Linked DNA regions of Homo sapiens: region 2 is linked to region 1. The links are chromatin loops, found by intact Hi-C in ENCODE. Cell type or tissue: transverse colon. All regions are shown on one strand. Each heading gives the region's core, and the rest is flanking DNA. Links, peaks and the distances in the headings are about the cores only.

The links. Peaks named below come from ENCODE experiments on the same cell type or tissue, not always from the same donor. Only the 100,000 strongest peaks of a DNase experiment are listed, where the experiment ranks them.
Region 2: a loop joins it to region 1, with 26 times the contacts of the local background. A loop is called at or near these places in 1 of 110 quality-filtered maps.

The regions. Positions count from the first base shown.
Region 1 is chr2:7,655,355-7,658,571 of GRCh38, reverse strand. No RefSeq gene overlaps it. Among named protein-coding and RNA genes, the nearest start is that of LINC01871, 69 kb to the left of the region's middle. In transverse colon, for the core only: no CTCF peak of the experiment used is centred there; no DNase peak of the experiment used is centred there.
Region 2 is chr2:8,579,974-8,583,190 of GRCh38, reverse strand. It overlaps LINC01814 (long intergenic non-protein coding RNA 1814), which reads left to right. Exons shown (of 6, transcript NR_110257.1): 2 at 3,144-3,217. Among named protein-coding and RNA genes, the nearest start is that of LINC01814, 2.2 kb to the left of the region's middle. In transverse colon, for the core only: no CTCF peak of the experiment used is centred there; a DNase peak (open chromatin) is centred at 1,800.

The DNA.
Region 1 (3,217 bases), core at 231-2,730:
CCGCCATCTGCTGAGAACTACTTCCACTCAATAAAACTTTGCACTCATTCTCCAAGCCCACATGTGATCTGATTCTTCCAGTACACCAAGGCAAGAACCCTGGACACAGAAAGTCTTCTGTCCTTGTGAGAAGGTAGAGGGTCTAACTGAGCTGGTTTACACAAGTTGCCTACAGACAGCTAAACTAAAAGAGCACTCTGTAATACATGCCCACTGGGGCTTCAGCTGTAAACATTCAACCCTAGACACTGCTGTGGGGTTGGAGCCCCACAGCCTGCCCATCTATATGTTCCCAGAGAGGTTTTAGCAGCAGGGCATTGAAGACGCAATCCACAACCCCATTGCATGCCCTGTGAGGGGGACAAGGGAACTTCTCCTGTCTCAAAAGCAAAGGCTTAAGAATGAGCTGGTTTTAGGCTGGTGTCTCCTAGCCACCCCTATTGCTGCTGGCTGCATAAAATTGGAAAAAATTACTTACTCTCTGTATTAGGGTTCTCTAGAGAGACAGGACTAATAGGACAGATGTATATATGAAAGGAGTTTATTAAAAAGTATTCACTTACACAGTCACAAAGTGAAGTACTACAATAGGCCATCTGCAAGCTGAGGAGCAAGGAAGCCAGTCCGAGTCTCAAACCTCAGAAGTAGGGAAGCTGACAGCGCAGCCTTCAGTCTGTGGCTGAAGGCCCAAGAGCCCCTGGCAAACCACTGGTGTAAGTTCAAGAGTCCAAAAGCTGAAAAACTTGGAGTCCGATGTTTGAGGGCAGGAAGCATCCACCATAGGAGAAAGATGGAGGCTGGAAGAGTCAGCCAGTCTAGTCCTTCCACATTCCTCTGCCTGCTTTATCCTAGCCATGCTGGCAGCTGATTAGCTGGTGCCTACCTAGATTGAGGGTGAGTCTGCCTCTTCCAGTCCACTGACTCAAATGTTAATCTCCTTTGGCAGCACCCTCAGAGACACACCCAGGAAGAATACTTTGCATCCTTCAATCCAATCAAGTTGACACTGAATATTAACCATTACACTCTCTAAAATACAGTTTTTCTTATTTATAAAATGAAGATAAAATCAGTAACTGCTTTGTAAGTTCATGTTGTGTTCCAATGATAAATATGTGTACAATTTTTAGCAAAGTCCCTGATATGTTATGAATAAATACTTTTTAGCCCCTTCTACATTTTCTTCTTTTTGTTCAATCAGCTAATTGTTGAGTTTATTTGCTATTGCTAAAAGAGCAGAATTTGGTAAAAGTTTCTGGTATTTTTGTCATTTATTAAATATCTTTTCAAAAATCTCTCTGGTGCACTGTGGCATGCAAATTTGAGAAAAAAAATAGTCCCTGTGGTGTCAGAGTATCTAGGTCAAAGAATTTGATCTTCAGCACACAATCCTCATCTGTAAAATAAAGATAATGCAAACTACCGCACAGGGCTGGCTGGATGAATGAGTAGGAAGCACACAAAACTCTTGGCCGCTCATGAATGCTAATGCCCTTTCCTCCTTCAGTTTATTTTCAATCTACTCTCACACATTCAAAATTCTTTTTAATAATAAGTCCAATAACTTAAATGTGCCACCAATTACTGATTGCATCTAAAGTCACCTTGGATTTACTAAGACAGATAATGTTGAGAGAATCTTGTAAGTCTTTTCTGCTGGTTGAGTAAGTAGATCACCAACGAGTACAAGACAGGAAGTGCTCCCTTTACAATAGACCATCAGTTCAAGTCTGACTATATCCAAGGAGTTTAAAGTTGCTTATAACTTGTAAGTTAGATATGTGTTTTAGAAAAGTTTAGGAAGTTTAATGTCAGTTTCTTACCTTCTTGTGACCTTGCACCTTGCTCCATAGAATAGATTGAAATAAACTAAACTTGGCATTGATGGAAATAATAGTGAATTGAGAGCCAAAGTTCTAGCTAACCAACTGTGAGAACTGAAATATGTTTTAACTCTCTGATTTCCATGTTCTCTACCCATAAATTGGACAAATAGTACCAATTCCACTTTATGTCCAGTTTTTAGTGAAGATTAATTGTACAATAGTTTAAAATTTTTAAAGTAATTTGCAAATGATGTAAACTAAGTAATAATATTAAGAATTAGATGTATTTGTTTAAAATCAGAGTAAAATTAGGACACAGAGCTTCAGGAAGGAAAATTTTGGCTCATGATAAGGAAAAACTTCATAGCAAGGTTAATTGTTTGACAAAATTAGCTATAGTGAGCTCTGTCACTAAAAGTATTAAACATAATTAGATAACTGTTTTGGGACATTTCATTTGATCTTTCTATGAATCTTTAAATTGTGTAAGGGTCTATTAAATAATAGGTATGTGATAGTAGCAATGGAAGCACATTACAATGTTTAGAAATTACATATAAAACAAAGAACTATTAATGGAAATTTAAATAAATGGAGAGATATGCCCAACGTAATATTGTGAAGATGTCATTATCTCCAAATTGGTTGATAGGTTTAACACAATCCCAGCAAAATCCTAAAAGTCTTTCCGGGGCACTCATTAACATGATTATATATTTTATAAAGAAGGGTGAAGGGCTGGAGAAGCAGGGTAGTCAAAGATGTTTTAACTGGCACTGGATTTATTCTCTCTTTGTATACAACCATTACAACCATAATATTGGAAAAACTATGTGAAGCAAACTATGTAATATTATTTCCAAGCATTACGCAATAGAAGGATCAGAATGGTGAGCTCTGCATTTTTTCCGGCTTCCTCATTAGGACCTTCCAAGGCAGGTAGGTACTTTTCCCTACTAAGTTGCAGACAGGTGGAGCCCACAGTGGGCAGTGATGTCACTGAGCTGAAGGGGTGAAGACTGGAGTTCCAGGGTGTTAATGTGTCTGGAACTTGTGGACTAAGGTATCAAAGAAGAGAGAGCTACATATGGTGTTGGGAGTGGGGCAGAATTCTGCATGGGGGTTCACTTCAGGTCCTGATCAGGTGTAGACAAAGTATAACAAGGCCGGAAAGAAATTGGCTACTCTATTGCTTACAGCTAATTTTACAGCTGTGTGTTGTGAAATAATGGAAGACGTGGAGCTCCAACCTGGCCTGAGCAGAGAGACTTTGCTGGGAACCTCAGGCATTCAGTGGAGATTTAATAAAACCATTTCTTAAGATAAAATTCTATACCATATTCTAAAGAAAGAACCATATCCTCAAATACAGAGCATAACCAAAATAAGCT
Region 2 (3,217 bases), core at 469-2,968, 920 kb before region 1:
CCAGGAGCAGCCTCGCCCCACCTGACCAGGCCTGGGACAAACCAACAGGTTGCTGTCCTGGAAGGAAAGGGGTGCCTCCTTCCACCTGGGGAGGCTGAGCTGCTTCTCTCCTCTTAGGCCCTGTGCTGCAAGGCGCCCATACCTCCAGTCCGCACCTCAGGAGTCCTTCCCGTGTCCTCTGGGAGTTCCTGCCCATGCTGGCTGAGGCCCCAGGTCTGCCTGGGAGCAGTCCCACAGAGGGAAGGTGGTGGAGGAAGGGGCAGGGATGCTGGCTGAGGAAAGGCCCTCTTTCCTACGATGGCTGTACCCAGGAAGCCGGCCGCAGGTTCCCTAAGCCGAGGCAGCGCTGGCTGTAGTTTCTCTGGGCTCCTGGGCTGGTGCACCTGCCCCTGCCTTCAGAACGGGCCCCTGTGCATGGCTGGCATCTGTGATTGGGGGTAGTGCGTGTTTCTGAGTAATGTGAAAAGAGCAGCTTCTTTGACTTCACCATTCCTAGAAAATGGCCTCAACTTGCTGGAAGAGTGGGGACAGAGGGTCTCAGTTTCTCATGTGAAGCTTGCAGGCCATTGTCTTCAGCACCCAGCATGTTTTGGGGCCTTTGAGGGACTTGAGGGGCTTTTTGAGGAACTCTGGGCATGGGGTTTTAGCCGAGGCTGAAAGTGGAGTTCCCAGGCTGCTGTGCTGAGTCCCAGCTCCCTGCAGCCTCCTGGGTCTGGCCACGTCCACCCGCCCTCCTCCTTTCTCCTGCAGTTGTGCCTCTTTTCCCTGCTGCCTCCTCAGCCAAGCCCAGGGAAGGACTTAAAGGGCAGTGGAGGGGGAAAGAGGCTGGTGGCCTTGATGCCTCTAGGCAGCCGCCTGTTCTCTGGGCTCTGGGCCTGGGTGCCCAGGGAGGATGAGTGTCAGTGGATTTATTTTGCATCAGAAGGAACAGACTGCTCCAGATGCCTTTTCTGGAGTGTTAGGACTTGGGGCAAAAGAGATGGGCCCATCTCCTGAGTTTAGTGCCTGGAGTTTGCTTTAGTGCTAAAGCAAGAAGTAAAAATGGGATTTAAAGAAACCAAATGGAATCACAGTCATGGAGTGTCAGACCTGGACGATGCCTTGGTGACGAGGTGACTCCCTTCCCTTGGCAGAGCAGTGGAAGAAACTGAAGCTCTGAGAAATTCAGGGATGTGCTAGAGGTTCCAGAACTAGGCCTGGAACTTTCTTCGGGGTTCAGTGCTATGCCCGAAACAGTGGAAGGAGCCCGCAGTGTGGCACAGAGCCCCTTCAGAGCTCCAGCAATCTTGAGCTTAGCGTATGAGTAGACCCTGGAAGCCAGAGGACTGCCTGCCATCTCCCCAGAGTTCTCAGGACCAGTGCTGCTGAGGTGATGCACTTGAAGTGTGTGTCCACAGTGGTCAAAAGTTAGCGCTGGGGCCCTGTGCCCTGGCTCCCACATCTCCAGGTCTGGCCTCCATCGGCCCCTCCCTTTCCTTTGTGGCCTTGGCCTTGGCTTATCAGTGTCTCTGCCAGGATGTCCTCATCCTAGAGGGTGAGCTGATAAGGCAGTCTCATAGGATGCAGGGTTGGAAGGTGCCTCAGGGACACTTCAGCTGAGCCCTCTGTGAAAACACCAACCCCTGCAGGAGGTGGCAGGCGGAGGGGCCCAGGCTGCACTCAGGCTGTAGGAAGTTTGTTTCTGTGTTTGCCCTCCCCATGGGCTGCACCATCCTCAGTGCAGGGGCTTCAGCTTCCACACCTAGCACAGTGCCGGCCTTGCTGGACACTCAAGAAAGGTGAGTTCCCTCCTGCTGGCTGCCTCCGCCGCTGTCTCACCAGCCTGGGTGCTGGGTGGTGCCCGCACTCCTGGTGTGCTGCCTGCCTGCTTGCAGGAAGTCCTGATGCCAGTGCACCCTTTGCTTGAAGAGCTAGTGAGCTCCCTGTGGGAGGTGGGGCCTCCTAACAGTCTCTCCGCACATCCTGCCCTGCTCCTCCCAGCTTCCAGATCATGGAGGATGCCCCCAGCTGCTGACTTGTACGCAGTGGCACTGCAATTTCCAGAAGAAACCTCAGACCTGAAGAATCTATCTGCCCAGGCATCTGCCCCTCCCACCCTGCTGAGAGTCCCTGTCCTCTCTGGAGCTGGCCTCCTGGGGCCCTTTTCCTCACTGTCATGGCCCTTGGGAGACTTTCCTTCTCCCTTCCCTAGGAGGAAGCCCTCAAGCCCCATGTCGGTGACCCTGGGGCAGCTCAGTGTTTCCTGCCTCAGCAGCTCTGCCCACCTCCAGTCCGTCAGCAGATTCTCCCTTGCTGGTCTGGCCTTTCGCTCCAGCAGTGGCAGGCACAGCTGCCCACGTATCTACTCCTGTGTCACCTGCAATCTTGTCCCAGAAAGAAAGGCTGTAAGGATGTTCTCATCTGCTCCATTCTCATGCTTAAAGGGCAGGAAGGACCGTGGGACCTCCCCTCAGGGTCAGGGCCTGATTGGACACAGTCACCAAAGGGCTCCCCGAGGGAGCTTCGTGAAAAATGCCTGATTGTCACATGGTCACAGAACAACATAAGCCATAATGCTATCGTACCATATACCACTCATTTCATGTACTAATTTCCTATTTTGTCGTATGGAAAATATTTGACAATGCCTCTAGGGGAACATTCGAGTGTGCACTGGGGGTGGTGCTGGTGAGTGCCTGCTGGAGTGATCTGTGCGAAGCTGCATGCTCACCCTTTCCCCCACCTACCCCACTTCCCTGAATGTTGAGACTCATTTAAAGTCGCAATTTTTTTTAAGTCTCCTTTGCTGAGTAGCAGAGTTTCGCCTTCCAAGCGTGGATGATCGATTCAGAAGTTCAGTTGTTCATTCATTAAATAAGTCAAATTTATTGAGCACCTACTATGCACCAGGTGCAATGCAAGATAGGCTGTGGGGTACAACAGTAAATGAGACTGGCACAGCCCAGTCCTCATGCAATTGTGGGTCCGTTGGTTTGAGTCCTAATTCTGCCATTCGCTCTGTAACCCTGGGCAAGTCATTTAATCTTTCTGAACTTTAGTGCTTTTATCTATAAAGTGAAGATTGGAATTCTTGCCTCACTGAGTTTTCCTGGTACATAGTTGACACTCAATAAATGGCAGCTATTCTTTTTACTATTTTCCAGGCCTTGAGCTTCCTTTTTTCTTCTCGCTGTGGAAATTGCCTGGAAAGCTATGAACTGTTGGTTCTTGAATCAGT